2 separate regions of the Homo sapiens genome follow, and region 2 is linked to region 1. A link is a loop called in an ENCODE intact Hi-C map of the cell type or tissue named here. Cell type or tissue: Caco-2. All regions are shown on one strand. Links, peaks and the distances in the headings refer to the core of each region. The heading gives the core; the rest is flanking DNA.

The links. Peaks named below come from ENCODE experiments on the same cell type or tissue, not always from the same donor. Only the 100,000 strongest peaks of a DNase experiment are listed, where the experiment ranks them.
Region 2: it touches region 1 in a loop (6-fold over the local background); 3 of 110 quality-filtered maps call a loop at or near these places.

The regions. Positions count from the first base shown.
Region 1 is chr16:82,461,937-82,478,147 of GRCh38, forward strand. No RefSeq gene overlaps it. Among named protein-coding and RNA genes, the nearest start is that of CDH13, 160 kb to the right of the region's middle. In Caco-2, for the core only: no CTCF peak of the experiment used is centred there; a DNase peak (open chromatin) is centred at 9,095.
Region 2 is chr16:82,572,900-82,589,110 of GRCh38, forward strand. LOC101928392 (a long non-coding RNA gene) reads right to left here and starts at 2,550. Exons shown (of 3, transcript NR_188569.1): 1 at 2,250-2,550; 2 at 1,891-2,132. In Caco-2, for the core only: a CTCF peak has its summit at 7,570 (motif pointing left); a DNase peak (open chromatin) is centred at 7,577.

The DNA.
Region 1 (16,211 bases), core at 5,446-13,445:
TCAGTTGTTGAGAGGGGTAGAAGTTCTGAACAATGAATGATGTTTATGATACTATTAATAATAAAACTACCACAACAATAACAACATAGAAAACACATTGAGCCTCCCACCCTCGAATCACCTCCCTACCTCCACAGGGGTACCCACCAGGTAGAGAGCCCAGGAGCCTCCTGTTTTTAGAGTCTTTAACTCCATTCCCTGGCCAAATGGGTTGTTCCTCATTGCAGCAGGAAATGAATGGGCACGTTTAAATCAATGGAGGATGTTTAATAAAGGGGCAATTTACAAGTGTGTGGGCAGGGTGTAGGGAAACCATAAGGGATAGTTAGGTGACTGAGGGTCAGCAACATCAGGGCTATTTCACATCCCTTGGTCCTCAGGGATAAGCAGTTTATTGAAACCTGAGAGTCTTGCAGACAGGGTCTCCTTGAATCAAACTTGGCCTTGGGGAAGAGCATCATGAGCAGACTCTGCTGGTGAGAGAGTCCTGACCTCATCCTCTTCCTCTCCTTTAGTACCCTGCCCGGGCTCTCCACTGCAGACCCAAAACAGAAGCCAAAGGCGAGGAACAGGGCAGGGATTAGGTGGCAAGGGATGGAGAGTGGTTCTGCAGGGGCCAGTGGCAGAGTCGGCACACTAAGGGAGACGGGGCCAGCAGGGGACTCCTGCCCTGAAATAGGTTTATGAAGTCTGTCTCTCAGAAATTCAGAGCTAGGCCTGAGAATCAACCAGGGAGTGATTCTGGGTGACTGGGAATTATTATGGTTGTACAGTATTCAGAAGCCATATGAGGTGGTCACAGTCCACTATGTGGATAGTCAGAGAAAGCCAGTGCTCAGAGAAGTACGAAAATGTACAGAAAGAAACAGAACCATTGCTGGATGCGGTGGCTCACGCCTGTAATCCCAGTATTTTGGGAGGCCAAGGCAGGCAGATCACGAGGTCAGGAATTTGAGACCAGCCTGGCCAGCATGGTGAAACCCCATCTCTACTAAAAAGACAAAATTAGCCAGGCATAGTGGCAGGCACCTGTAATCACAGCTACTTGGGAAGCTGAGGCAGGAGAATTGCTTGAACCCTGGAGGCAGAGGTTGCAGTGAGCCGAGTCCAGCCTGGGCAACAGAGCGAGACTCCATCTCAAAAAAAAAAAAAAAAAAAAAAAAAAAAGAAGCAGAACCATGCAACAGAGAATGGACACCCAGGTCCTGCCCATGACTTCTTTCTGCAGATGGTGCATGCCCTGCCTCTGAGTTCTACCAGATATCCCTCACCCTTATGATACACTTCCCTTCCTGCTTAAACAGCTTCAGTGGAATTCTGATTTCTTAATTTTTATAAATAACTGCCATCTTGGAGCATTTCCTATAAACCAAGAAATGGGCTGAGTTCTTTACAAACATTATCCAATTTCATATAATCCTATATGATGCCACTTTTCCAGGAGCGCAAACTGAGCCTTGGGGAGGTTAGTAGCTCACCCAAGGGGAGACAGCCAGTATGAGGCTGAGCCAGGACTTGATCCCAGATCTGCATGACTGTAAATCCCAAGCTTGTGGCCATTTCTCCCTTCCGCAATGGGAAGAGTCTTCTTCATTGTCTCTCATGCTGGTATCAGGACATCGGTAGGACGTCCATATGATGCTGCGACTGCACCTCGTAGCTTTGTATTGTGTACCAGCCATTCAGGCCTTCCCTCACCTCTTCTTTTGCATGCTGAGCCCTCGAGTTGTGTGGGGGCTGGTTCTCTGCGTGCCCAGATCTATTTTTTGCCCTCGTCTACTGTGCCCTCCATGTCCCAGGAAGCTGAGCCCTTGGACTCCTCTGGCCTCCACTGGGATTCGGCCCTTGGAGAGGCACTGGCAGGGGCCAGGCAGGAGGGGAGAGTGGTGCACTTCTTTGCATGTGCCCTTGTGTGCCAGTGCCAGCAGGCTCTTACAGCATGGTTTGCTCCCCATGCCCTTTCTGTCCTAGAGACAAAATGGCTTCCTCTGGTTCCTGTGAGGCTGCTCCCTGGGTGCCTCATTATCCCTTGTTAGTTCCTTTAACCCTGCCCTCACCTGTAAACAGGCCCTTCCTTCAATTCCTTTCAGGATCTAATGGAGTGTGTCTGTTTCCTGCAAGGACCCTGTCCTATAAACTGTTCCTGCCCATCTGCGAATGTCCAATCATGTCTTTAGGACCGCAGATCCTGAAACAGGAAGCTGAGTTTACTAGGGTCAGTCCACTAAACACACTGACCTCATGGTTGCAGACCCACCGAATACTTCCCTTCCAGTTTATGACAGCCCAGGCCCAAGTCCAGGGCCCCGAGCACCAGGCCCAGCAGGGCTGTCAGTGATTCCGGCTCAGGACATGCAGGGAACAGTTTTCTTTTCAGAGTGCTCCTTAATAATGCACATGACAGCCATCACAACGTCTCGCAAAGCCCAGTGACAACTCCCTGGATCGCTCTGTCATTACAGTAATCATTTGAATCAATAGTGTAGTAAAACTGCCATACGTTTACTTCACCCGGGAGATTAAGCAAACAATTATATGAAACATTCTGCAGAAAACCCAGCGCTCCAGATGCAGAGGGAGACTGTGCGCTCGTCCCCAACCAAATGCTCTTCCTTTAGTGCGTTTGTTTTTGCGGCTTTATCAACAGACTCTAAATTCTCACATTGAGAAAGAATAAACCTATACATTTGCCAGCTTTTTTATTCCAGCCTGGGGAACTCACCCTGTGTGAGTGAGGGAGTGAGTGAGAGGGTATGTGTTGTGTTTCTCAAACATCCCAGAATGTACAGTGCCTACATCACCACTCTAAACATAGCAGAAACTCAATAAAAGCCCACGGGCGGTGGCCGTGGCAGTCATGGTTTAAAATAATGACTATGGCGTGATTTCTGAGCATGACGGGTTTCTCCCGGTAATGAGGCTTTACATCTTTTGGCCTTCTCTTTTCTGCACATTGAGCCACACCACCAATTTAATGGATTTGAAACATCCATTGTGATGGTTTTATTTTCATCTTGGTCAGATGGACATGCAGCTGAGAGCATCTCAAGCACTGGAGGCAGCATTAACTTCTGGGGGCCAAGATTTCCTCTCTCTCCTTGTTATCTGGATGGTTTTCTAATGTACACTCGCCCAGTAGTTTGAACTTGGCCATAATTACAGTCTTATTATCCTCACCAGCTTTACTTATCTCATTATCTCCTCCCTCCTGTATTAGAGGTCAGTAGAACATCCCTTTTATTAGCCACTTAATCCTTCTATCTAGTAGTTCAACCCTGATTGATCCACTTAAGGTCCTTCTTTGTAGTTAACTTCACTGACATTTGAGATTCCCACCCCTTAAGTCCTTTCATTGCACACAAGCAGTCAGCTCTCTAGCTCAGGAGTTCATTATCATTAATTTTATTAGAAGGAAGTCAAGTTTCATCATTACTCAATGAGCACCACTTTTTTTTTATACTCCTCCCTCTCTACTTTTCTGGAGGTTGGCTCTTCTATCTTTGCATACTTTTTTGTACTCTTCTTTGGAAAATTTTAGTAGCAGCTTGTGGATATCTAAAAATGCCCATCTTCATAGGAAAGGACATGACCTAATGCCCAGGCGTAGACAGATTGACAGAACGTTGTTAACGTGTGTGCGTGACGAGACACGGGTGTGTACTGTAAGTGACCCATTTTATTGATTCACTCAGCAAATATTTATTATCACTCCTGTATTCACTGATAAAATGACTAAATCATCTCAAACCATCATTTTCTTCTACATCTAACCCTATGCAGCTTTTCCCTGGAGAATATGCTCACAGTTTGTCTTTGTTTTTAACGTCTAGACTGATGATGAATTTACAAGGTATATACCATTGTAGAACACATTCCATACTATTTATTTTTATCTATGTTATTATCTACAAAGATGCTTTTATAGCATTTTGATAGTTCTCTCATATTTTTTAACAATCACCACTGGAATTTCCCTGCCTAAGAATGCTGGGGTCTGGGCAAGGATAAGACAGATGTTTCCACCCTGGGCTACTTTTCAGTCTCAAGGGTTATTATAGACATCTGTGTAGCATGCCTTGGTTGGAGAGTGGAGGCACTGAGAGAATCTGAGAGATTAAGATCACTGTGTTTGAGCAATGAGGCATTCTGGAGTTATGGTCAAATACTGTCCTACTGAGAGAAATTCACAAGAGCCATCCCTGCCACCTTAGTCAAGCCCAGTCTACCCCATCAGCTAGAGTCAGTGTATTAGTCCGTTCTCACACTGCTAATAAAGACATACCCAGGCCAGGTGCAGTGGCTGACACCTGTAATCCCAGCACTTTGGGAGGCTGAGGCAGGTGGATCACGAGGTCAAGAGATTGAGACCATCCTGGCCAACGTGGTAGTAGAGACCCCGTCTCTACTAAAAATACAAAAATTAGCTGAGTGTGGTGGCACATGCCTGTAATCCCAGCTGCCCGGGAGACTGAGGCAGCAGAATCGCTTGAATCCGGGAGGCGGAGGTTGCAGTGAGTGGAGACTGCACCACTGCACTCCAGCCTGGCAGCAGAGTGAGACGGTCAAAAAAAAAAAAAAAAAAAAAAAAGAAAGAAAGAAAGAAAAGAAAAGAAAGACATATCCAAGACTAAGTAATATATAAAAAGGAGAGGTTTAATTGACTCACAGTTCTGCATGGCTGGGGAGGCCTCACAATCATGGGGGAAGGCAAAGGAGGAGCAAAGTCACAGCTTACATGGCAGCAGGCAAGATAGTGTGTGCAGGGGATCTCCCCTTTATGAAACCATCAGATCTCATGAGACTTATTCACTATCAAGATGACAGCACAGGAAAGACTCACCCCACGATTCAAGTACCTCTCACTTGGCCCCGACCATGACACATGGGAATTATGGGAGCTACAATCAAGATGAGATTTGGGTGGGGACATAGAGCCAAACCATATCAGTCGGGAAGAGTGAGATTGTAGTTTCTGGACGTTCTGCTAAACTAATTATCCCAGCTACTCCTATGAAGGTAGTAGGTCATGTGTGGCATTATAGGATTATTAGGGAGAGTGGATTCTCCAGCAATGCCAATAAAGATGCCCCAGCCATGGCAGTACCAATATCAGAGGCATTCAGGGATATAGAATTACTTTGAGACCTCAAGCCACATGGTTCTTCATTTGGATGCTGGCCTCTATTAGTGTATTAGAGTTCCCTGGAGTGTTTGTTAAAACACAAGACTGCGGAGCCTCAGCCCAGGAGCTCCTTGGGGTGGGGCCTGAGAATTCAATTTCCTAACAAGTTCCCAGGTGATGTTGATGCTGCTGAACCCAGGACCATACTCTGAGAATCACTGGCCTGTACTTACCCTGTCCTCTGTTTCTTTGGAGATCTTACAAATTTCCTTGTGAGTTGGGGACATAACCAGAAGAATATGCCTTTTGTGGGGGAAAATGTTTTCTCTTTAACTTCAGTTATTTCAAACATAAAAAATTATAAACTAAACACTGCTGGCCATCCCTCTTTTTTAAAAACAAAACAAAACAAAAAAAACAGGTGTCTAGCTCTGTCACCCAGGCTGGAGTGCAGTGGCGTGATCTCAGCTCATTGCAGCCTCTACTTACCAGGCTCAAGTGATCCTCCCACCTCAGCCTCCCAAGTAGCTGGGACTATAGGTGTGTGCCACCATGCCTGGCTAATTTTTTTTATTTTTTATTTTTGTAGAGATGGGGGGCCACTATGTTGCCCAGGCTGGTCTCCAACTCTTGGGCTCAAGCAATTCACCTGCCTGATCCTCCCAAAATGCTGGGAATACTGTAGTGAGTCACTGTGCTGGGCCCCAACCCTCATATTTAACAAATGTTAGCAGTTTGTCATATTTCCATAATAATAGCTATTGTTTATGTAAGTGATTTATGTGGTATAATTTATTTACCTCTCACATAACTGCATGAGAGAGGTGCTCTTATTATCCCCATTTTACAGGCTCAGAGATACTTAAAGTCACTTGCCCAAGGCCTGGCAGCTAGCAAGCAGGAGCCCAGATGTGAGCCCAAGAAGTCTGGCTTTGGGGAATCTGTGCTCCTCACTACCAAAGCACACTGCCTCCAGATTTTAGTTCATTCTTTTCTTCTTTATAAAAGGTAAAAACATTCAGATTCAGACAAAGTTTTATCTGTATCCTACCCATGACCCCACTTTCACTTATACAGGTGCCAATTCTCCCGAAGTCGGTTGAATTTTGAGGGGAAGGTTTTGGGGATCATCTTTGGGTTCTTTAATACTAGAAGTTACCATTTTCTGTATGAGCTTGGCCATTTTGGCTATGGAGAAAGGCAAAAAGGACTTCAGTGGGAAGATTGATGCCTTCAACAGCTCCCTCCTTGTAACCGCCCAGTGGGTTCTCTTTACCCGCTTCCTAGACAGAGCCAATTTATCAAGACAAGGGGATTGCAGTGGAGAAAGGGTAACTCATGTACAGCCGGCTGTGCATGAGATCAGGTTTCATTATTACTCAAATTAGACTCCCTGAGCATTTGGGGATCAGAATTTTTAACGATCATTTGGTGGGTAGGGTCTTGGGAAGTGGGGAGTGCTGATTGGTCAGGTTGGAGATGGCATCATAGGGGATCGAAGTGAGTTTTTCTTGCTGTCTACTGTTCCTGCCTGGGATGGCAGAACAGTTGAGCCATACTACTACGGGTCTGGCTGGTGTCAGCTGATCCATCCAGTGCAGGGTCTGCAAAATATCTCAAGCACTGATCTCAGATTTTACAAGAGTGATGTTATCCCCAGGAGCAATTTGGGGAGGTTCAGACTCTTGGAGCCAGAGGCTGAATGACCCCTAAACTGAAATTTCTAATCTTGTAGCTAATTTGTTAGTCCTGCAAAGGCACACTGGTCCCCAGGCAAGAAGGGGTTCTTTTCAGGAAAGGGCTGTTATCAATTTTGTTTCAGAGTCAAACCATGAACTGAATTGTCCCCCAAAGTTAGTTTGGCCTACACCCAGGAATGAACAAGGACAGCTTAAAGGTTAGAAGCAAGATGGAGTCGATTAGGTCTAATCTCTTTCACTGTCATAATTTCCTCAGTTATAATTTTTGCAAAGATGGTTTCATTCACACCCAGAGACAAAGCTGAGTGTCCTACAGAATGTGGCAGCCCCGCTCTGCCAGTCTCTGTTCCAGGGCTTCAGGCGGTCTCTCCAAGCTCTGATTTATTCCTCCTCACTGGCTGGCTCCACTTAACTCTCAGGCTACTGACCTTGGCCTCAACACTGGCATCTCCCTTGATCTCTGGATACCTCACTTATTCATTTACTAACAAACATTTATTGAGCATCTACTATATGTCAGGTGCTCTCTTAGGCCCTGACAATGTAGCAGTGAGTGAATCAGAAACAAAAATCCCTACCCTCAGGGTACTTGCACTCCAGCTTCCTTCTAGTTCTCTCTCCCTTGCTGTTTCTCAGACTTTTCTAAGCTCCATGTTCTGCAGTCTAATGAGTAGGCTGCTGTCCTCTTAAGCCCAGCCCTGGTTCTTTTATCCTGGCCTCCACTTCTCCAGAAAGAGCCAGAGTATAAACACTTATCTAAGCATGAAGGCAGGCATGAGCCTCAGACTTTATAAAAAGCTGAGGGTTTTCGCAACATTGGTGTGAAAGGAAAATATCCTGGGTCCTTTCAAGTTGGGAACTGCTCAGGGCAAATCAGACTCCCATCCTATTCAAAGTCATCCCTCTGCTCACAGAGATAGATGCATATTCTGACTGCTTCCTTTGGAAAGACTTATCAGAAACTCAGTGCAACCATTTGTCTCTCACCTACCTGTGACCTGGAAGGCCTCAGCGGGGGGCCTTGCTTTGAGTTGTCTCTGCCTTTCTGGACTGAACTAATGTACTTCTTACATATATTGATTGATGTCTCATGTCTCCCTAAAATGTATAAAACCAAGCTGTGCCCGACCACCTTGGGCATGTCCTCAGGACTTCTTGAGGCTGTGTCACAGGCGCGTCCTTAACCTTGGCAAAATAAACTTTCTAAATTAACTGAGGCCTGTCTCAGATTTTCTGGGTTCACACTGGGTAGAAGCAGAATCACAGGTGGAAGTCCGAAAGATAGGAGAGGAGCTGCCCAGGCACAGGCGGGGCAGGAGAGTGAGGAGCCCCTTGCTCTCTTTTGGCTCATCATGGTCTGTGGTACTTCCCAAGACTCCTGCACAGCATCCCCAGATGTCACATGGTTTTGCAACTGTCACTGCGCATGGCGCATGCTACTGAGATGGGCACTTTGGGTTGGAGCTCTGCCTATTGAAGTGCCAAAGCACTGGGGACTGGGAAAAACTGCTTGCTAATTGCCCCTCAGTCCCAGGTCTCAGTTCTCATGCTTCTGAGGGCTGAGGTAGAGCCTGCATTTAGTTATTTGTTTTTTCCTCCGTTTGCCCGACTTCTGGGCTGCTCATTTTGTCACGGTGTTCTTTTGTTGTTATATTTGTCAGGACTTATTTTCTTTGAAGGAAAAGGGCTTCAACCCACATATTATGAGAAATTGGCTCTGACATGTATTTCTATTTCTTTTCCAAAGAAATTTCCCTATACATTTTCTCAAAGTGTCATTAAACTCTAATAGGCTTCCCCCAATACCCCCGCCCCCGAACCAAGCCTGATTTAACCGAGCATTTTCTGAAACAAGGTGACTCTTATTTAAGGATTCTAAATGTATTCCAGTTCTTGGCAGTCTTAAGCACACAGCTGAATGCATGTTAAGTCTAGCATGGATAATTACACCAGCTGTGACCTTTTAGAAACATGTATTTGGACTAAAGTGGTGTTTAGTCACTTTTGATTGACTTAGGTTTTACTTGGTTTATGTTTGGTAAACTTCAAATATTTGCTTCCGTATAAGCTGGTTAAACTCCCAAAGAGCACTGTGTGTGGTCTGCTGCGTTGAAGGCCCCCTCTGTGATGTCAGTGACACAATGACACTACATGTGCTTGTATGCATGTGCGTGCACACACACACACACACACACACGTGCATACACAATTAGAGGCAGGCGGAGTGGCTGATGACATTTGGAAGTAATGTAGCATGACACTGCCACTCATGGGTGTGAAGTCCAAAAGGGCACTGACTGTCAGGAGACAAACAGGAGCTGTGATTGCTTTAAGATCATTCCCATGCAGTTGTCGAAGCGGCGGGAGAGAGCACTTGGGAAAGAGCTGCTCACCCATTATTCTCAGCAGCCTAAGGTGACCTTGGACAGCCTCTTAACCTCTGAGCAGTGAGCGTGTGGGCATGGCCTGTCTTCCAGGGCCTTGCAGTTCCGTGCAGCCTTGGTGATAAAACAACCCCTCAGATGTGGTGCAAACACAAAGACAAGGGGACAAGTGCCCCTCCTCCTCCCCTTCCCCTTCTGTTTCTCCTTCTCCTTTCCCTCTTCTCCCTCACTTCCCCTACCCCTGCTTCTCTCCTTCTGTTTCTCCTTCTCCTCTCCCCCGCCTCCTGGATTTCCCCTTTTTGTGTGGTTCTCAAGCATTGGAAATTCCAAAGTAGCCAGAAAAGGGGCCACTAGACTGCCTTTTTCTGCTAGCTCTGTGAGCCTAACCCCGTTTCAACAAAGCCTCCATAGCTCTTATTTCTGAATAACTGAAAGATTGAGAAGCTTATTCTAGATGAGGTTGAAGGCAGCCATGCAACAAAGTACATCTGGACAGTCCCACTTAAGAGCCATTTCTCGCCATGCAGGAACTGACCTGCTGTGGTCTCAGCACTAACAGAAGCCTGGGGTTGCAAAGCGGACCATGCAGCTGAAGGTCTCTGAGCCATTGACCTCAGCTTTGTCACATGGCTTGAGTTAAGGTGAAGAAGGTCTGCTCTCTGGGGTTCGGCTATCAGCCTTAATGACAATCTTTAAGTCAGCAATTCCTGGTAGCAAGAGTCACCCAGGCAAACCTTCCTGGCATCCAACATCAGCCTCCGCTTGCCTCTGCTTGACCTTGATTCCAGCTCTGGTGTTTTATGCTGGCCCTGCTTAGGTTTTCGTTTTGTAACTTGTTTGGCCTATATTTACCCTATGTTCTATGTTTCTTTGGAGGTATGAAAAATAATCACATACCATACAATTTAAGCATTTAAAGAGCATAACTCAATAGTTTGTTTAGTGTGTACTCGGAATTGTGTAACAATCCCTACGACCAATTTAGAATCTTTTCATAACCCTCAAGAGAAATCTCTTACCGTTAACTACCACCCCATAATACCCTCATCCTTTTCCCCCAGCCCTGGGGAATAACTAATCTGCTTTCTGTCTCGATAGATTTGCCTTTTCTGGATATGTCATATAAATAGGATCATATAATATGTGGCCTTTTGCGACTGGCTTCTTTCACTTAGTGTAATGCTTTTCTGGTTCATCCATGTCGTAGCATGTACCAGTACTTTATTCTTTTTTGCAGCTGAATAATATTCCATTTTCTAAATACATCAGATTGTTTTTTTTTAAAAAAAAATCCATTATTTTAGGGTCAGGGGTACACGTACAAGTTTGTTATATAGGTAAACTCGTGTCAGTGGGGTTTGTTGTAAAGATTATTTTGTCATTCAGGTACTAAGCCCAGTACCCAACAGTTATTTTTTCTGATCCTCTCCCTTTTCCCACCCTCAAGTAGGTCTCAGTGCCTGTTGGTCCCTTCTTTGTACCTATGCGTTCTCATCATAGTTCCCATGTATAAGTGACAACACGCAGGATATACCAGATTTTATTTATCTATTCATTTGTTGATGGACAATTAGGTTGTTGTTACTTTTCAACTATTATAAACGGTGCTGCTATGAACATTTGTGTATATATTTTTGTGTGGCTGTGTTTTCATTTCTCTTGGGTACAGACCTAATAGTGCAGTTGCTGGGCCATAGGGTAACTCTATGTTTAACTTTTTGAGGAGCTGCCACAGTATTTTCTAAAGTGGCTGAACCGTTTGACAATCCCATCAGCAATGTGAGGGGTCCATTTTTTCCACATCCTTGCTAATACTTCTCATTGTCTGTCTTAATCACAGCCATCTTAGTGGCCGTGGAGTGGTGTCTCATTGGGACATGATTGGAATTTGAGCATCCCTTGAAATTTGAATTTTCATGTGGACAGCGCCCAGGCCTCCTTTGTCTGGCACCCCATCTCTCTACATCTTGCCCAGTGCCCAGCTCATAGTAGTAAATGCTCAAGTCCTGTGTGGATTAGATGAAGGATGTGGTTTTCCATATTTGCTGTTCCCAGTGACACTCTATCTGGGCTCCTGCCTCAGAAGTAGGATTTTTTGCTTTCTATCCCTGATCTCCTTTTACCATCTGAATACCCACCCTAACTTTTGGCTTCACATTTCTGCGTAAAGATGACCATTCCTTCCTTGAAGTCCAAGTGAGCTCAGTTATTTAGGAGAGAGTATGCTTCAAATGTCCCTAATGCTCCACAAAAGCCCAGTAAAGCTCTCACATGAGTTCTTCTAGCTCAGTGCCTGGCCCACAGATGTTGCCAAGAAATGCTGCCTTCCTTCTTCTCTATTGCTTGTGTATTGTTTCCTGTAGCTGCAGTAACATTACCACAGGCTGTTGGTGGCTTAAAACAGCCTAAATGTATTACCTTACAGGTATCTAGGTCAGAAATCCAAAATGAGTCTCACTGGACTAAAATCAAGATGTTGGCAGGGCTTTGTTCCTTCTGGAGGCTCTAGGAGAGAGTCTGTTTCCTTTCCTTCTTCCCCTTCAAGAAGCTACTGAGATTCCTTGGCTTGTGGCCCCTTCCTCCATCTTGAAAGCCAGCAGCATTATGTCTCATAGATCCTGCTTTTGTAGTCACATCTCCTCTGATGCTCTTTCTCTTCCACTTTTAAGGACCCTTGTGATTACATTAGGTTCACCCAGACAACCCAAGATAATCTCTTAGTTTAAGATCTGCTGATTAGCAACCTTAATTCCATTTGCAGCCTTAATTCTCCTCTGCCATATAACATCATATATTCACAGGTTCTTAGGATTCATATGTGAACATCTTTAGGAGGTATTTTCTGTATGGCACCTAACTTTCCTTTTTTCTTCCTCACTCTCCTTCCTTCCCTCCCTTTCTTCCTTCCCACCTGCACCACTACATTTTAATAGGGGAAGAAACTGAACAGACTGTCACTTTACCAAGCATGCAGGCAGGTCAGTGGCAGTTCCAGGGTAATTACTGAAATGCCAAAGGCAGTAGAAGCTGTCTGTCAAAATCGGCCTTGTAACTTGTAGGTCTTTCAGGGTATATATTTTAATGGGACTTTAACTTCACAAGGTTTATTTCTTTGAGAATATTATGAATTTGCAAATTATAGAATGCAATTCCTTCATCCTTTAATCAGAACCATTCAAAAGGCATGTTATTCAGGCATCATACACAAAGAGGATAAATTACTGGGTGGCAGAATTGCATCCTGGAATTGGGAAGAAAGCAGAGGGAAGAGCCCGAGGCAGAGAGTCCTTTAGTACTGTGAACTTCACTCCAGCCCCTGAGTGGAGGCTGACGGGATCCTCAGGGAAAGGGCTTAGGACTGGGATAAACCTGGAGAAACAAAATCTGGAAGGTGAATGGGAGAAGGGAATGGGAAGATAATGGAGTCACAAAGCAATCTAAACTTTTTAAAATTTTTCCATAAACACATTTGAATGATGACAGATGAAAGTAATTTTATTCATTCAACTACTCTTTACTTGGGATGTGCAGTTTGCATATGTGATGGGTGTGGGGCAAGAAGATTGTGAAGGCAAAAAACACAAGACAATACCCTTATTTTAAATGAGTGAATACTAACATGATCGCACCCTCGTGCGCCACAGTGCCTGCAAGGGCATGATGATGTCATGCGTCGTGTGTGCTTCTACTTTCCTGGCCATCCAGTACCCAATTCCTCCTCCAGGTTTTGAGTATTGGTGGCACTTGGTACCCTGCCTTCTAATATAGAAGCTACAGTAGGGAGATTCTCTGGAAGCAGAGTGCCCTAGGCTTGGTCATTCAGGATTGAATGGGGCCTGCAAAAAGCGACAGTGAGGATTCATTGATGCCAGCTGCAGCAGAACCTGGTAGCAAAGTAGTGACATCTTGGTCGGGCCTGTGTGTCAGAAGATGCTGCCTCTTGGTCCTCTGAGACTCTCTTCGTTCTTGACCATTTTCTAAGTTGGGTTCTCCATCTTCTCATCCATCTTGTGAACCCCAATTCCTCCTTTAAATGATGTCTCTGCTTAACATAGCAAAATCTGTTTTCTGTTGCTTGCAACTTAGAACGCTGGCAGGTATCACTGTTTATTAATCAGGAGAAAACAAACTTAGTGGTAGCTGATAATGCAGCCACTATCCTGGAACTCCAGGCATTAGGGCTTAGGGACCAGCATTTCCCTCTGCCAGGAAGGGGCTTCTTATCTCCCTTTCTTTCTTCCCTAACACTTCTCCAGTTCACTGATAGAACATCCAGCACATTAACCCATAATTTTAGTAAATATTAAATATATCAAGGGCCTGTTTTGGGTCAGGTGACTGCTGCAGGTAAAACAGTGTGCATACCTTTGTTTTGGTCCCCACCACCCCCTTACCTCCCATCGGCTGCTGACACCTTAGTCATAGACCCCTGCCAGCCTCTGCATCCTCAGCAGCCTCAGCTTCCCTTTCACATCAGAAAACTCAGCTGGGGGCCTGAAAAAGAATAACCACAAGCCTCAGGTAGACCCAGGCTGGTTTCCTTCCCAACGCCACCCTCAGATTCATTATTAAATGATGCTGTGGACTCCAGGGAGCCCATGTCTCTAAACGCCACCTGATTTCCTCAGAAATGCACCTGGCCACCTAGGAGTAGGTAGGTGGAACTAGAAATCAGAAAATGATTGTTTCCCTAGTCTGAAGAAAGCACCCCACAGTGTGATTTTCTCAAGAGAAAGTGCTTGCTATGTGCCCTGAGTGTTTTAAGGCAGGCTGGCTGTTTTTGGAAGCCACCCACTTTCCTTCATTTTTGTCTTCACTACCCTAATCTGAACAACCACCCTCTTGCATGACATTCTGCAATTATCCCTACCTGAAAGCCCCCTCTCCACATCCCATCAACAGCCAGAATGTTTCCAAAGTGGAAACCAGCTATGAGGAATCCCTGTCCCCACTCTGGTAAATGTTCCCCATGACTCCTAGATGGAGCTACAAGGAGCATCAGTACCTTTCACCTGCAGGGCATGAGGGTCAGGTACTTACCCACTAGTCTGGTCTGAGTCCTACTTTTCTCTGCTCTTGGGAAGTGCTTCCTTCTCCCTCCTCCCTCCTTCTCCTCCTCTGCAGTTATATCTCTGGTCAGTTCCCAAATCTCTTTACAACAGGCTCTCATCCCACTTACCCTAGTGTTGATTTTATTTGTGTGGATGTGGTTCTTCCATTAACTTGCATCTCCCCTGTGAGCCGCATGAGGACAGGGAGGTTCTGTCTCATTTTTCTGCCCTTCTAACAGAAAATTCGAACTATGGGCCTACATTTACCCTTCCTCCTACTCTAATAACTGAGCCATGAATTTTCTCAGAGCAGCAACATGCTCAGCTTTCTGAGAGACCACATTTCTTAGCGTCTTTTGCAGCTAAATGGGACCAGGTGAGGAAGTTCAGGATGTAAATTACAGCCTGGAGCACATGGCAAGTCCACCTGACGGGAAATGACTCCAGTGGAAGAAGGCCCTTTTGTCTTTTTCACTGCTTGGGCTGTCGACATGATGGCTAAAACTTGAGCACCCATCATTATGATATAGGAGTTAAGAAGAAATTACTTAGGCAGATAGTGGGGGTATGAGAATCCTCAGTAAGGTTTTCCTTTTAAGGAAAAGCAGCCCCAACTCATTTTCATTTCTAGCAAAGAGCAGCCTGTAGAATAGAGCTGCAGACATAGATGCCAGCAATTGTGCCAGTCATGTTCAAAATGGCAGCACCATCTTCCCTTCTCTTTCTCATCCACGTGTACAGTAAGGAACAGACAAGATGGCACTGGTCAACGGGAGAGTTCATTTGCATAATAAGTTTAGGGTGGGGCAGCCAGCCTTCCTCAAGTGCTATGTAAATGTCATACCTGATCGAACCAACCTGTGAACCCTATGTAAATCAGACATTGCCTCCTCAAACCTGACTGTAAAATCTGGCGCATCCGCCACCCACCAGTCCTTTCTGCTTGGAGACTCCTCTCTCTCCATAGAGAGAACTGTTTCTCTTTCTCTTCTCTTCTGCCTATTAAACCTCCACTCCTAAACTCCTCATGTGTGTCTGTGTCCTAAGTTTTTCCGGTGTGAGGCAACGAACCCCAGGGTATATACCTCAGACAATGTAGCCACTTTAATTAAACCATGAAGTGAAGCTGTAGGTTGATGGAGCATCAAGATACAAGGAAGCTGAGTCCCTGATGACCATGGAGTTCCCCATCAAATCTGGACGGCTTGACTTGAGGCTTTTTAAAAAATCATTTTCATTGTTTCTTCACCATACAAAATGTATTCAAATCACATCCATTTGAAGTGGTAAGATCATAGCTAGAGAAAAAGTTACCTTGTAAGAAATTTATTTATAAAACACTTCATGAGAGTTTTTTCTTTTATATTTCATTATCTTCCCTGATTAAAGGAGCATACAACACAAAGCTAAACTTATTAGTATTTTGCCTACTCTTAGTTTAGAGAGAAATAATTTTCTTATTTAAAATTATGCACCCAATAGGGGAAAAAAAATCTCATAACGTGACAATTGTCCTCTGAATTCCTCTCTGTATGAGTCTGTTTTTATACGGCTATAAAGAATTGCCCAAGGCTGGGTAATTTAAAAAGGAAAGAGGTTTAATTGACTCACAGTTCAGCATGGCTAGAGAGGCCTCAGGAAACTTACAATCATGGCAGAAGGCAATGGGGAAGCAAGCACCTTTTTCACAAGGTGGCAGGAGGGTGAAGCGCCGAGCAAAGGGGGAAGAGCCCCTTATAAAATCATCAGATCTCATGAGAACTCACTCACTATCTTAAGTCAATTAAACTACTGTGAGAACAGCATGGGGGTAACCACCCTCATGACCCAATCACCTCCCACCCAGTCTTTCCTTTGCATGTGGGGATTATGGGAATTACAATTCTAGGTGAGATTCAGGTGCAGACACAAAACCTAGCCATATCACTCTTTAAGCATCTTTCTTCAAATTTCT
Region 2 (16,211 bases), core at 2,809-10,808, 110 kb after region 1:
CAGAAGAATTCCAAATAATGTACATAGATACTTCACTTGCAAGGACGTGGATTATAATTCCCTACTCCCTAGGTGTGGGCTACAAGTAGTGACTTCCTTAAGAAGAGTACAGTATGGAGAGTGGGGAGGAGAGTAACTTTAGAGAGTGTATAGTCTTTACATATTGTAATGAAAATGACACTTTATTTCTGTGGTCTTCTTTTCTCAATTCCACACCTTTAGTTTAATTATGAGAAACATATTAGACAAATCTCAACTGAGGAGCATCCTACCGGATAATGGACCAGTATACCTCAAAACTGGTTATCCCTAATGAAGAAAGCCTGGGAAAATGTCATAGCGAAGAGGAGCCTAGGGAGGCTTGATAACTAAATGTCATGTGGGATCCTGGATGGACTCCTGTAGCAAAAAATGAACATTAGGTGAAAATTAAGGATATCAGAATAAAGTATGGCCTTTACTTAATAATTATCTATCAATATTGAGTCCATTATTGTGACAAATGTATCCTATTAATGAAATATGTGAATAATAGAGAAAACTGGATGTGGAGTATATGGAAATCTTGTAGTATCTTTGCAAATTTTTCTGTACATAAAACTACTCTAAAATGAAAACTTTATTATTATATTAAAAAAAAGAGAAAGTGTTTCCCGAGGAAATTGGTATGGGAGTGAAAGAAACAGAGTAGGGCAGGACAACAGGGTGAGATTTTGAGTGAAGACCCAGCCTCAGCCTGAACCTGTGCAGGAGCTCTGGAGGTAAATTGCACAGCAGACTTTATCCTGTCCATAGTTGAGGCTGTTGGACATTGATATTCCTGCACGAGTCACTGATCACAGATGCCGCTGGGGTCATAAACTCCTAGACTCTGTTTGTTTGAGCAAAGTGGCTCCAGAAGTCCATGGGTGATCTTCAGAAGAGAATAAGGTGAAAGCATGCTGAAGTGGGTGCACCATGGACACACCCAACTGATTAAGGGGATTATTCAAGGAGGTTTAGGCAGCACCTTCAGTATTCACTACCCTGAGCCACAGAGAAAATAACTCACTTACCAACAGTCACAGCACTGGCAGGTCACACAGCCAGAATTCACAGCTGGGCTACGTGGCCTAGAGCTGGCACCCAACACTACATGGTAGTATGCTGTCCTGAAGGCTCTGCAACTCTCACAAGGCTTGCAACTCTCAATGACATTGAGAATTACAATTCATGATTTCCTGCACTATTGAGGGTCTGGGAGATAACAGTGGATATGCGGATTATGTTCTGACCCAAGAAGTTCCCACAGAGAAATCTCTGAATACCATGCAAATCTAGGAGAAAAGATATTCTGTAAATATGTATTGAATGAATGCACATTTTTAGCAAAAAATTCAGTGGATCTTAACTAACGGTGACAAACTGGGCACTGACTTTTCAGGCTGGGGAAGAGAGAGAACTGATGGGGCTTAGCAGAATCATCATCACCATCAGAAATTGCCTCCAGCAAAAAAAGAGTCCTGTCTGACAAGCTGTGGCCATAAATGTCTATTTCCCGCATTGCCCCCAATACCAAAGGTCCACATATGTCCCATTAAACAATTTCCAAGTGACAGATCCCAGGACACCAGGCTGCCAGAAGAATCATTGCTAATGCAGGTTTTATAATCTCCACTCATGTAACATAATTGGATTAAGGCTGTTTCCCAAGGAAAGAAGCAAAATGGTGCTTAGTGTGGACAACTTTTCTTTACAAGCAAGCTGTGTGATAACAGAACAGAGATTACCATTCCTAACCACCTGCCACCATGAACCTGGAGGATGCTTATTGTAAAAATGCCTCTTTCCTCCACCAGGGTAAGGCAAAAAAGTCAGTGCTACTGTTAGTGGAATTTATTTATGGCTCACCTTGCTCTGTTGCTTTTGGTTTCTCGCCCCTCTGATTTCTGCTTCTGCTGCTGCTTTCTTGCTCTTATTTTGTCAAGAATCCAAAGTGTTCTGTTAGTTACCATGTGTTAGTCAGCCTATACAACAGGCTGCTGCTGTAACAATTAACTCTGACATCTCAGTGGATTAAGTAAAACAAGGCTTATCTCCCACATGAAGTGCCTTCTCACATCTTTCTAGTTATGTTGTCTGGAACACATGGTCTGCAAGAGAGGAGAAGGGTGTTAAGGCACACTAAGTCTTCATTACCTCAGCCTGAGAGATCCACATGTCACTTCCACTCCGAGTTCTTTGGCCCTATGTAGTTGCATGGCCCCCACCTGACTGCAAAGGAGTATTCAGTTCTTTGGTGAGTGTGCCAAATTTCTAGAAGCTTGAGATTACGTTTTTGTTCCTGATCGATTGTGTTTTGAAGATAATAAGGAAGTATGAGATAGAGGCTGGTATAATAAAGTCAACTCATAATTTGTAAAAATGTGTTGTCCATTATAATAGTAGCCATGTCTGGCTATTTCATCTTAAATGTACATGTAAATTACATTTTCAGTTTCTCAATTACATTAGCCATATTTCTATTGTTCAACAGCCCATGTGCCTAGTGACTATCATATTGGATAGTGCAACATGGGACATTTCCATAAGTACAGAGTTTTCTCAAGCATTCGAAAATATTTCAGAACATTCTAGAATGTTCTAGAGCAAGTGACTACTATATTATGACTCTAACAGAGGCTTTTAAGGAGTTTATCCAGGCTTCTGGCTTAAGGTTTTCTTTGGTGAAAATCAGCCTGATGTGCTTTAGTGATTCTGAAGCTGTGTTAGGAAGAGATCCATTCTGATTTTAACTGGTTTGCATGCTTTTATGTAAGATTTAGCTGAAACAATGGACTTCATGGGTGAGAAAAATTTGAAAATCACTAGAGGAATGTAAAGAGGCTAAGGGGGCATAAACATCTGAATTTAAATCCTTTTCCTTCCACTTATGAGCTATGAGATCTTGGAGAAGTTAACTGATGAGCAGATCCACAGATTTACCATCTCTAGAGACTGAGATGGAATGTCCACCTCACAGTGTTGTTACAAAGGTGACAGGATCCAATGTGTGAATGAACTGCGTGGATCCAGTGCTTTTTAGTAACAACTCAGGAAATGATAGATATCCTCATAATCATCACTGTAATTCTACAACGCTCATCAATAATTTAGAAGAAACTAATTGTGGGTGACATAAATCTAAGAATGATAGGAAACATGTAATTCGGCAAAACCAGATTCACAAAGATTATAAAAAGGATAAAATATTGTGCTTAGTTTAAGAAGAGGAAGTTTGGTAAGTATAAGCATAACATTTTACCCTGGAGTCCAGGAATGTAAGTACATAAGAATAAAATTGGAGACAATGTAGTCTAATGGCACCATATTGGAAGATAGTAATGTCACTGTTGTTCAATCCTGTAATACGGCTGTATCATGAAATATGAATGTCCTCACCTCTTTGCCTTAGCAAACCATACATGGATGAGGCTTTAAGTCTTGTTATTTTAGGAGAAGCCAAGAAAGCTGGAGCAGTTTTTCTTCTTTCAGAAAATATTTAACATCTCCTATGGTCCAAGATAGTCTATAGTACCAAACATCAAAAGATTGGCCATTACTCTCTGAGAGCCCACAGACTGCAGGAGAGATATATTGATCAAATAACCACCCAAATAAATATAAAATTAAAAATGTGATATGTGCCAGGACAGAAAGGTCCATGGTGTTCAAAGAACCTTTACTAGGAGAACTTTTTTTTCTATTCAGGGAGACCAGGGGAACTTTCCTTTGAAACTGAATATTCAGCTCAGACCCAGGTAGAATAGAGGTGACTTGGCAGAAGAGGAGGAGTTTCCAAGTCACAAGGACCACACTTGTAAACATGAGGTGAGAGAGAATGAGACGCATTGAGTGTAGAGGGAAAGGCTCCTGTTGAAGGAGAACACATCTTGGAACATAAGGTTCAGGGGAGGCAGGGGCCAGACCACAGGGGGCCATGTAGGCTATGCTATGATTTGGATCTTTATTCTAGAAGCAATGGTAAGCATTGATGGGATTTGTATAAGAAAGTAGTATGGTCCTATTTGCCCTTTCACAAGTTTACAAGACTACAAGATAATTACAAGTATATCTACTGACATGATGCATTGTATCGTTGATTTCCTATGGTTAATCCACCCTTGCTCTGAAAGAGTAAACCATATTTGGTTATAACAAATTTTTCTTTCCTTCTTTATTCATGCATCCATGTAACAAATACTCATTAAGTGCCTCCTACATCCCCAGCATTCTAGGTGCTAATTCACCCATGGGCAGATAAGGACCTTGCCCCTGTGGAACTTCCAGTCAGGGAGACAGACAACAAATATGTGCAAATAAATGTGAAGCAAAGCACAGCGTATTAAGTAAACAGGGAGCAAAAGAGAGGCTCTATTTCACATAGTCAGGGAAGGCATCTCCAAGGAAGTGACATTTGCACGTAGACATCTGAGTGATGGGAGGTAGGGCACCCCCAGGAACAGGCCCAGCTTCTTCGTCCCTCTAGGAGCTCCTCCATTCTCACAGACACATACTAATTGAATTTTCACATTTTCCGCTCTGTTCTTCCCTGCCTCCAAGGAGAACCTTAATTATGCTATTGAATATCTGGATTCCCATTGAGCTTCAGTAGTGAACTCAGCATTGTATCTTTCTCATCCTTTCCACCTGTCCTTCACTGCAGCTCCCTGACCTGGCTCTGCAAAACCCATGCTCTGCTCATTTCTTAAAGAATACAATTTTGAAAGGTGTGTTTTTCTTTGTCCCTATGCCCGTTATCCTTTTAAGTGTGTTCATTTTGTCATTCATTCATTTGGTCATTCTCTTATTCATTTGCTCAACACGTTATTTTGTTAGTGACCCCTTTGCTCTGGGTATTGTATTGGTGTGATCGTACTGGTCTTTCCTTAGAGGGTAAGGGATGTCTTCTCAAGGGACTGGGAAGAACACCCTACAGGTGTTGACTTCTTCGTCTCCAATGAGATCTTAGTGATGTGTCCATACACAAACACACTTTTCATGCTCAGCAGGCAGGTAGCTCTACTACAGCCCTCCTGCAGTGAGGAGGAAGCTTCTTCCTTCAACTTGGTTTCTCAGACTCTTTGCAGTTTTTCATTGTACAATGTGGGCATGAGAAACCACATTGCTACCAAAAGGACCTTTCCTCAGGTAGTGAAGTATCTTAAAATGAAACCTAATTATCATCACAGCACATGCCAGTGTTATTTTCTTAAAATGAATGGAGATAAGGAAGAGCAATTGATGGGGAAGGAGAAAGGGACCGCCCTGACCCTAGTTCTGGGTATCTCAGAAGGGTGTTCCTGGAGGTTGGCTTCCATTTCTTTCCTGAGAAGTGCAGGAATAAGGGCATGAAGTAAAATTTAACAGACTGAGGGGCTGGTGTGTTGCCTACCTTTGTGTGTGTTGGAGGGCATTTATGCTGTTATGAATGAAAGGGTAGTACATATGGTGTGTATTTCAAAAATTGTGCCTTTCCATCCATGCCTTTCATCAGTGCAGTTAGTAAAAATTTCCCCAGGATTTTTGTCATTTTTTTTTTCTGCAAGGGCCAGCTGCAGTCTGTTGTTTGTATCTTCAGGATTATTTCATAAAAATTTGGGAAGAGGCAGTCACAGCAGGCCCAGGTGTGTTGTCTCTATGTTCACCCAGAAGTGTCCGTAAAGGAAAAAACTCTAACAGAGTTCTTAAAATGGAATATGCTGTCTCCATGAGATCATATTTCCCATCTACGAAGGTGGTCAGGCATGAGCTGGGTCATCATTTGGCTGTGTGCTGAAGTAGTGATTCCAGATGTCTTGAGTCAGGCATAATAAGTTGGTTTTACCTTGTGTGCCCAGCCTGATGGATTGTTCCTGGCTGTTTGGGCTCAGTAGGATGAATGTCATGATCCATTAACAAGGTCTGTCCTGGATATGGAGAGTGGGGAGGATGGGGGCACACACACCATGTATTTGTCATCCCTAGGAAGGGAACTGAACTAGAGAATTGCAATGCACTGTGAACAATGAGAGTACCAAGATGAGTGGTCTCTGTATCTTCATCTAAATACTTCATGGGAACGTGATTAGCGATATTAGCCCGAGCAGTGCTTCAGGAAGGTCCAGAAATTAGGTGTAGTAGGAGCTCCAAAATAGACTATTTTAGAGGTGGGAGGATTGTAAGTTCACATTGGTGATATCTCTAGAAAGTCGATCACCTAGGAAGTCTGTTTCTTTCATTGGTGCCACTTGCTTGTCATTGAGTTTGTTGGTTTGTTGGTTGATTAATGTGTATTTTCATCATTTATTGAGCATTTACTATGTGCCATGTTCTGTGCTAGATTTTCAAGATAGAGATGGATCAAATGATGAACAACTCCTAACTTTATGCCTTCCAGAGTAATTGGGCCACTTGAAGGTATCTGCCTTGGACCTTAATTGATTTCGCTTGTCTAACATTTAGCCTTCTTCCTTTTCTTTTCTGGAAAAAAGCCCCTATATTTATTTCAGGAAATTTCTACCATTTTATGAAGCTCTTGTAGACAGCAGAATGCACACACTGTCCACCCTTTACTCCCACCCACTACAGGAGTGGGCACAGGGTCCAAGCTAGGCCGGTCACAGGACAAAGGCTGTGTCCAAAGGGATTGGCCATTATGGTGACGGTGTGGTCCTGGTTTCTGTACTTCTCTCAAGTCCCCTTTAGCTCAGTGAGTTACCAGTTTCCTCCAACTAAACCCCCTTGATTTTCTAAGCATGGCCTGACTTGGCTTCTGTGACTAGCAACCTCAAAACCCTGATTGGTTCCACACCTTTAGGTTGGTGTTAAGGTTAAAACTCTCGGGCCACAGTCAGATTTTCATAATCTGGAGGCTGTTTAACCTCTGACATAGCCATCTACTTCCTAACCCACAACTTTTGTCAAAACAAGTTGAGGAGCTGGCTAGTGGAGGAAGACAGATTACAGCAGGGTTTAAGTATCCTTGCCTTTCCTAACTTCTGAAGCACAGATGTAACAACACTGAATTCACTTCACCTTCCATTCCTGCTAGTGGTTAAGGAGGTGATGTTTTCTTCTCACGTTACGGAAAAGATATCTTTGGGGAGGTATAGCACAGAGTTTGCAAGCATGGACTTTGGCATCTGAAGTTGGCTTAGATTCCAGTTCTGCCACTTATGAGTTGGTAACTAGGGGCAAGGCACTTGACCTCTTTGGGTATCAGTTTTCTCAGTTATAAAATGGAGATAATAAACAGTCCCTACTCAGACAGAGTTGTAGATAAATAAGATAATGCATGCAAGGCATTTAGCCCCATGAAGTTGGACTGCAGTGATCTATTTAACGTGGATTTGTGTGTGTGTGTTCTTTAGATCCTAAAAACTTGAAGTTCCACTCAAGAGTCAGTTTTACCCTGTAGCCTTTTTTAAGATGCTTGTTAATATTTGAATTTGAGAACAAGAGAGACTGAAGGTGAAAACGATAATCCTATGACCTTCCCCACCCAAACGCCACACACAAGCCTATTCTAAACCCGTCTTTCTTCCTTAAGTGTGCCAATTACTTCAGAGTGTATTAATAGTGCCCTCTGCTGCCCAGAGCACCGCAGCTTAATGGGATCTCCTGGGGCAGATGAGCTGGGATGTAGGTCTGAGCTTTTGGTGCTTCCATCTCTGCCTGTCACCCTCAGACATATTCTCCTTCCAGTTCACAGCTCCATTTTCTCGCCTGCATTTCTAGCTAAGCTCTGAGTCATCGATCTCAACCTTTAATTCAAGTTTGTGCCTGGATCTGAACCAAACCATAGATAGATACTCATAAAGGTTGTGCAGATGAGAATGTGTGGTTGTTCTGCTTTTGATCAGCAGCAGGCTGAGATTGCTTCCAGGATAACGGGAGCCAAGTCTATTTTCTTAGGTTACAATGAAGGACTCAAGTCCTGCCTGGAGCTGGCTGAGTGATGAACTAAATTGGAGAAATGTGCCATGTGGCTCGCCGTGTTGATTAGTTGAGTTCACTTGAGTCCCCTTTTTGCAGCCAAGTGCATTCGTAACTTCCATAGCATGGTACTATAAATCTGCTGACTATTTCTGTGGTGGTTACTATTCCAGTTTGAAGAGAGGGGTGTGGAGAAACAGTAGTGAAAGCAGGAGTAAAGACTTCTGACAGATTGAGGCTCCACTTCAAACCATCTCATTTAGACCTCATACTTTTAGTGTCATTATAATAACTCCTCTAGCAAGACTGCAACATGGAGAAGTTGGTGATGAAATGATAAGTACCCAGAAAATCCTTGTACACCATGCCTGCAGAGTTCAGGCTAGACTCAGGGAGATGGTGAGATAATTCTTTGTCTTCTGCAATGGACTGTGTGCTTTGTGCATCCTGGCAAGTGGTTGGGATGGATTTGCCCCGAGCCAGTCACACTCTCTTTGCTTCCATTGTGACCACTGTCAGTTAGGTAGGTGCCTAGGATGGTATAATATGAGTCTCCTTAGTCAAAAGTCGAATTAATTTTTACCACATCAGAACTGGAGATCTTGGCATCCCAAAGTCATATATACCAAACACCTGAGCTAACCATCCAAGTTAAAAAGAAATGCCAAATCCATGATACTGTACATACTTTTCATTCCCATAATGTTATGTTTACTTCCACATAGCTACACGATATATTATAACACAGTAGGTATGAACATGAGCTCTGGAATCAGACAAACTGGATTTGAATCCCAGGTTTGAATCAGTTGCCTTCCCTTGCTTCCTCTTGATATTCTTATTGCCATAGCAGGAATACTCTGTCTATCCAACAGAGTTATTATAAGAATTCAAGCTGTGGCCAGGGACAGTGGCTCATGCCTGTAATTCCAGCACTTTGGGAGGCTGAGTCAGGTGGATCACTTGAGGTCAGGAGTTCGAGACCAGCCTAGCCAACGTAGTGAAACCCCATCTCTGCTAAAAAAATACAGACATTAGCCAGGTATAGTGGTGCATGCCTATAGTCCCAGTCATCGCAGCTACTTGGGAGGCTAAGATGGGAGAATCGCTTGAACCCGGGAGGTGGAGGGTGCAGTTTGAACCAAGATCATGCCACTGCACTCCAACCTGGGCAACAGAGTGAGACTCTGTCTCAATAATAATAATAATAATAATAATAAAAGTTGGTAACGCACACAGGCACTTTGCACAGGTAATGCACACAGGTCCTTTACACGATGCCTGGCAGAAACAATGTTAGCTGCTATATGTGATGCTGTCCTGGTAGAAAGGAGCTAGTTCACCCATTTCAGAAAAGGAAATAAGCAATGAGTCCGGAGAGCAGAGCTGAGTCACTCTCCTCTACTGCTGCCCCTCAAAAAGTTGTTCACCTGTACATTACTTGTTAGTCTTCAAGAATTTCCACATCTCATGTCATTATGCAAGTATCCAATCAGTATTTCCCAGACATGGAGATTTTTTAGCTCTATATATGTCTACATTGCAGATCAGTTTTAAGGATTAAATACAATATTGTGTGTGGGCACTTACACATATATAACTCTGGAGAACTTAAATAGAATTGTCAACTTATGCCAATTAAGGACATTCAAAGACAAACACCACACCACCATCTACTCTCTCCACTATTTCATAGAAGAATCTAAAATTACATGCAGTGTTGTGGATTTTTCATTTCTTTTTAACATGAGTGGTTAGCTCAGGTGTTTGAGATACATGCTTCCGGGATGCCAGGATCCTCAGTTCTATGTGAAAGAAGATAATTAGATTTTTTTCACTTAAGGGACACAGGCTGTGCCATCCGGGTACCTACCTAACTGACATTGGTTGCAATGATAATAGCATATCAAGAGTGTGTGACTGGAACACCAGAAAAAGATCAGCCTGCATGCTGAATAAATTTAGCTCTATGTCAGAACTAGAAATGTTGTCCATTTGCTGAGGATGGACAAAAATTTGATCTCTAACCAGATCTTGAGAATTGTTGGTATAGACCGTAGGAAACTGTCACCTTTCAGAACAATCCAAGGCTCCCAGCGACCTCCTCTGAGTGAATAGGATAGGAGGGTGAAGACAGACCCCTCAGGGCTCCTGTTCTGAAGATCATCCCAGACCAACAAGCTTTTCAGAGTGTTCAAGGATCAGGGAGCATGTGTGGTGGGATAGAGATGCATGAACTTGAGCCAAGCAATTCAAAGTGATTTGAAGAGAAATCCCGAGGCTTATGTGTCCTTCACTGTGGTGAGTAAGCAAGTGGCGCGCTGTCCCTGGAGACCAGCACCGATCAGTCATTGCACACCCTGAAGTGTGCTGAGGATCTCTCAGACTTGCCAAGGCTGACATGAGTCTGGTCTTAAGTGGAAAGGACATACCAGCCTCTGGGAAGAGGTGAGCTCTGGCAGAGAACGGTGAGGGAGGTGGGGGTCAGCTGCATCTCTAACCTTCTGTTTCTTTAGAGGGCGAGAGAGATAGGTGGCTTCCAAACAGAAAGGCCTGTGCACATCAGCGTGACAGCAGCCGGCTGGAGAGATGGGGTGCAGCCTGCCAGATTCAAAGGGGTGGCTCTCCCACCCCCCTTTGAATATAATTATCATTCCACTTGGAGATCTAGAAGGAATAAAACTAGGCCCTTGATCCACTGTCTAATGGATTGTGTGACTATCAAGAAACTGTGGCAGCCTGTGGAACGAGACAGACATGATCTGACTCCTGAAAGAACCACGTGTGAGTCATGTAGCCTGGGAGGGTTCACTTAATTACATAATGACCTGTCTCCATCCTCTTCATCTCTTACTGTCCTGTCCAGCACTGTCCAGCTTCTGACAGTTTCACCCGGGGAAATTTTGTGCAGTGTCTTCAGCATTCAGAAGCCATGAATATTAAGGAAGGTATGACTAGTTGAAGATATCAGTGAGGAGTGGGAAAGAAAACAAAAAGAATGACAATAGGGCCTTACTAATAAGGATCATAATTTTAAACCAGCCGCTATCCACATGTGGTGATGGAGCTGCTGAAATGAGGCCAGTGTGGCTGGTGTGTCCTGAGATGTGCTGCAAATGTAAAGTCCCCACTTGATTACAAACACTTAGGATGAAAAAAATGAATGTAACATATTTCATTAATAATTTCCTGCATGGATTACGTCTTGACATGTTGAAATAATAATATTTTGGATATATTGGGTTAGATAAAATTCATTTTTAAAGTTGATCTCCTCTGTTTGTTTTTATTTTCTTTTCATGTGACCATTAGAAAATTTAAGTTGTATGTGCAACACACATAATTGCAAGATGTTTATTATTCCATTAGGCAGTGCTGGTCTACAGACTTAGGAGTGGTAGAAGGGGATAAGGAGAAAAGGTCATGACAAGGAGAACCCTACTATTTGCCAGACGCTAGGCCCCTGCCCTGTGAGCCTCTTGGCAGCCCAAGTTGGGAACTACTGTATTTATTTTACTGTTTTACCGGTGAAGCTTCTGGAGAAGAAACTGTTTGCTCAGAGCCCAACATTGAATAAATGCTAAGTGATGATTCAAATTTGGGTGTTTGGACTCAGCAGTTCAATGTCTTAACTATTAATTATTGCCTTTGCCATAATTGGAGATGCTCAATAATGTATGCCTTGCCAAGTGATTTTGAGGATTAAATGCAATGTTGTAGGTGAACACTTAGCTTAATAAGAGCCTCGTAAGTAAGGATGGCTGCTATTAATGTAAAAATAATAATAATGAGGAGGAGAAAGTGGAGGAGATGGAGAAGAAGAAGAAGTAGGGAGGAAAAGAAGGGGAGGAGTAGAAGTGGGGAGGAGGAGAAAGAGGAGACAAGTTATTGCCATCACCAGCAATACGTGCCAGGTGCTATCTTGGGCACTTTACGTACATTATGTAATTTAATGCTCACAGCAAGCCTAGCCAATACTCACCCGCCCTTTCTGCCTCTAATTTTTTCTGGTATGAGCGTAGCAAAGTCCGCCTGACACTTGAATATTTACTTCCACTTCACGACTCTTCATCGTGGTCTGTTGGGTGCGTAGGAAGCTTCAGATGGCAAAGGGAGGTGCTGGCAGGGACTGGCAGCAAATGAGCAAACTACAGAGATGAGAGGGTGGGACAGAGCCTGCGTTTTGTAAGGGAAGAGTGGCTGCCCTAATTTTAGCTTCTGATTCACCCAAGGAAATTTTGAGCAGTGTCCCTAGCATCCAGAAACTGCGAATACTAAGGAAGGTCTGACCAGCGGCTGAAGATATCAGTGAGGAGTGGGAAAGAAAACAAGAAGAACGACAATGATACCTTACTAATAAGGATCATAATTTTAAACTAATTAAATGCCAATTGGAATGGAAGGTATTTTTCTTTAAGGAATTCTAGAAACTGATTTCATGCAATTGGCCTTGCCCCAAAAATAAGAGGAAGGAAAGCATACGTTAATTAGACTAAATAAAGAATGAAGCTCATGTGGGTTGTGGGGTACTTTAAATCACACAAAAGCCTTGAGAGATGTGAGGAAGGTGGTGTGTGTCTACCAGGGTCCTGGAAACTTCCAATAATAGAATTTATATCCGATCCTGGTCAAGACACACAAGGGCACAAAGTTAGTAAGTAAACCATCCCTACTACTCTATGCCACCTTTTATTAACCCAAAGCACAGAGCTTCTCACTCATGAAAGACCAAGACAGACTTCCCCATCCTCCAAAGGTGGTGGATAGCAAGGGACAACGTTTGCAGTCCGACTTCTTGCCAGGCCCAGGTCTAGCTGGATGTTTGCTATATGTCCTTGAATCTTCATGCTAACCCTCTGAAGTATTTATTTTTATCCCTCAATGTATAGGTGAGATTGAATTATTCTGCCAGGTCATTTAATTACAAGTTGGCAGAGTGCGAATCCTAAATTACGTTGATCTGACTCCCACATCCTTGCTGATTCTACCACGTCATGTGGCCTTCTCTTTCAATTCCACAGTCATGACTAGAGCTTTCTCCACCTACACCAATTGCATGAAGGGGGTCTGGCTGCTGGGACCTCCCAGGGTACAGAGCTGATTCACTTCAACCGGCATCCAGGGGCGTGCCTTGGAAAGCCAGGATGGAGGGGTAGTAGGAAATTGCTCTTTTGTTAAATGCAACTTGGGTTTATTTGGAAGCAGAAAAGAAAAAGAAAAAAAGAAAAAAAAAACGTTCTGAAAAAGAATCATGAGTTGCTCCATGTAATCTGTAAATTGAAATTAGATGGTTGTCAATAAATTCTTACTATATATATAAAATTCCATATATATGCATATATGTATTTGCTTATATAGATATATAGTTTGGGTTAATTTAATAATAATTTAATAATTTAACTTATATAATAATAATTTAATTTATTATATATAATATATACAATAATTTAATATATAACATATAATAATAATTTAATATGTTAATTTAATAATTACTTTAATAATAAATCATTATTAAATATAAAGTATCTATTATTTAGATAAAACCTAACTATCCTTGTACACAGCTTCTGTGATGTTTAATTTTGAGTGTCAACTTGATTGGATTGAAGGATGCAAAGTCTTGTTCCTGGGTGTGTCTGTAAGGGTATTGGCAAAGGAGATTAACATTTGAGTCAGTGGACTGGGAAAGGCAGACCCACTCTCAGTCTGGGTGGGCACCATCTAATCAGCCGCCCGTGAGGCCAGAATAAAAGCAGGCAGAAGAACGTGTAAAGACTAGGTTGGCTTAGTCTTCTGACCTACATCTTTCTCCTGTGCTGGATGCTTGCTACCCTCAAACGTTGGACTCCAAGTTCTTTAGCTTTGGGACTCAGACTGGCTTCTTTGTTCCTCAGTTTGCAGACGGCCTATTGTAGGACCTCACCTTGAGATCGTGTGAGGCAATACACCTTAATAAACTCCCCTTTATGTATACATTTATCCTGTTAGTTCTGTCCCTCTAGAGAACCCTGACTCATACAGCCTCTGGAAAGATTTATTGCTGCCTCTTGCCCTTTTTAAGAAATAAAATAATTAATTGATATGGTTATTTAAATTGTTCAAGAAGTAAGAGAATACATTCTAATCATCAAACATCTAAATAATTCCCCAAATGTGAAACTCTCCTTTCATTCATGCCCTGCTCCCACCTAGCCATCTGCTCTTCCCAGAGGTATTCACTGCTATCAGCTCAGTGTGAATATCTGTAGCTTTTTGCTTACCATTTCATTTATAGGAACATATAGAAACATATGGTTTCTTTTTTCTATCAAAAATAGGGTCTTATGCTACATATTGTTCTACAACTTCTCTTTTTACATAACGTGGCTTATTTTTCTTGGTGGCTGTATGCTACCCCAGAGGATGGAGGTGCCAGATTCATTTAACCATCTGTTATTGACAGACATTTAGGTGGTTTCTTGTTTTTCAGTATTATGAGGGTAATTCTTTAGTCTTTCATTCTAGGGAATGCTTGATATTTTACAGTCAACATATGGCTGAGTAAATATTTAAGATTTTATGTTGACATTTTGCTGTCAAGTCCGGAACTTTTATTATGCAATTCACCTTTTGGATTTTACGATAGTATGTGTTATCGCTTTCTCCGTCTTAGTTGGCAAGGCCACACCTATCAATGTTGACTATCTTTTCTAGATAACACAACTTCAGTTTTCATGGCTAAGAGCCCGTAAGCAGTAGTGGCCCTGCCTTGGCTATGAGAGCAATGCTTAAGGATGCATAAATCGGAGAAAATATGAAAATGACATTTTGGGCCGGGCACTGTAGCTCATGCCTGTGATCCCAGCACTCTGGAAGGCCAAGGCAGGCAGATCACTTGAGGTAAGGAGCTCAAGACCAGCCTGGCCAACATGGCAAAACACCATCTCTACTAAAAATACCAAAGAAATAACTGGGCATGGTGGCACATGCCTGTAATCCCAGCTACTTGGGAGGCTGAGGCCCAAGAATCACTTGAATCTGGGAGGCAGAGGTTGCAGTGAGCTGTGATTGTGCCATGGCACTAGCCTGGGCCACACAGTGAGACTCCGTCTCAAAAGAAAAGAAAAGAAGAGAAAAGTGGCATTTTGGAGATTTAAGAGTTCTACTCCTCCCTCTTCTCCCCTCTAAACTCTTATCCAGTTGAACACAGACTTGAAGAACCAGGGGACTGTCAAGTGAAACATCAGATGTATTATATTAATGAGCAAGGACAGTGTCCAATCCTTTCATATTTAGGGTCTCCTATTAGCTGTGCTGGAGAACACAGCTTAGGCCTGAGGTCAAAGCGAGTGTTTTTACAGGTAACCCTTAAATCTAGACTTTGAACCTATCTTCAGCAACTTGGTTTTCAGGAGTTAGTCCAAGCAAGTTCCCAGACAGCAGAGGGTCTCCAGCTACCCAGGGAGCCATCATCCGGGGGAGGAATGGTGTTACTCTGAATGCTCACCCATTCTTGGTCAGCAGCCCAGGGGATGTTGAACCTTCCCTACTCTTCCCAAACAGATTAGCCTGTGACCCTCCCATCAGAATGAGTGGGTAAGGGGGTACGCAGAGGACCAGAAGCACCCAGTCCTGCTCTCTTCTAGGGAATGGGATAGAAATCCCTTCATGGAAACATGCAAGCAGGAGAATTGGGTCTTCCTCAACATAGCACATAATCTGGCTTTCTAGATATTTTCCTTAAAATTAAGGATTTTTCCAAAAAATCAGGCTATTAATTTTTGTGTACTGTAATGAGTTACATTGTGGGCCCCCAAAAGATAGATGCATATCAGTATCTGAACCATGAGAATGGTATCTTATTTAGAACAAGGCTTTAGCAGATGCAATTAAATTAAAGGTCTCAAAATGAGATTACCCTAGATTACTCTGGTAGATCCTAAATCCCGTGACAAATGTCCTTATAAAAGACAGAAGATACAGAATACAATGGCATGTGTGGATGGAGGCTGAGCTTGGCGTGACACTGCCACGAGCTAAGGAACGCTTGGAGCCAGCGGAAGCTGGAAGAGGCAAGAATGGATTCCCTTTTAGAGCCTCCAGAGTGAACAGAGCCCTGCTGACGTCTTGATTTCAGACTTCAGGGCTCCAGAACTGTAAGAGAATAAATCTCTATTGTTTTAAGCCACCCAGTTTTGGGTTACTGCTGTAGCAGCCCTATGAAACTTACACGTTTACTGTAAGAATGAAAGAAGGGGCTGGGCACGGTGGCTCATGCCTGTAATCCCAGCACT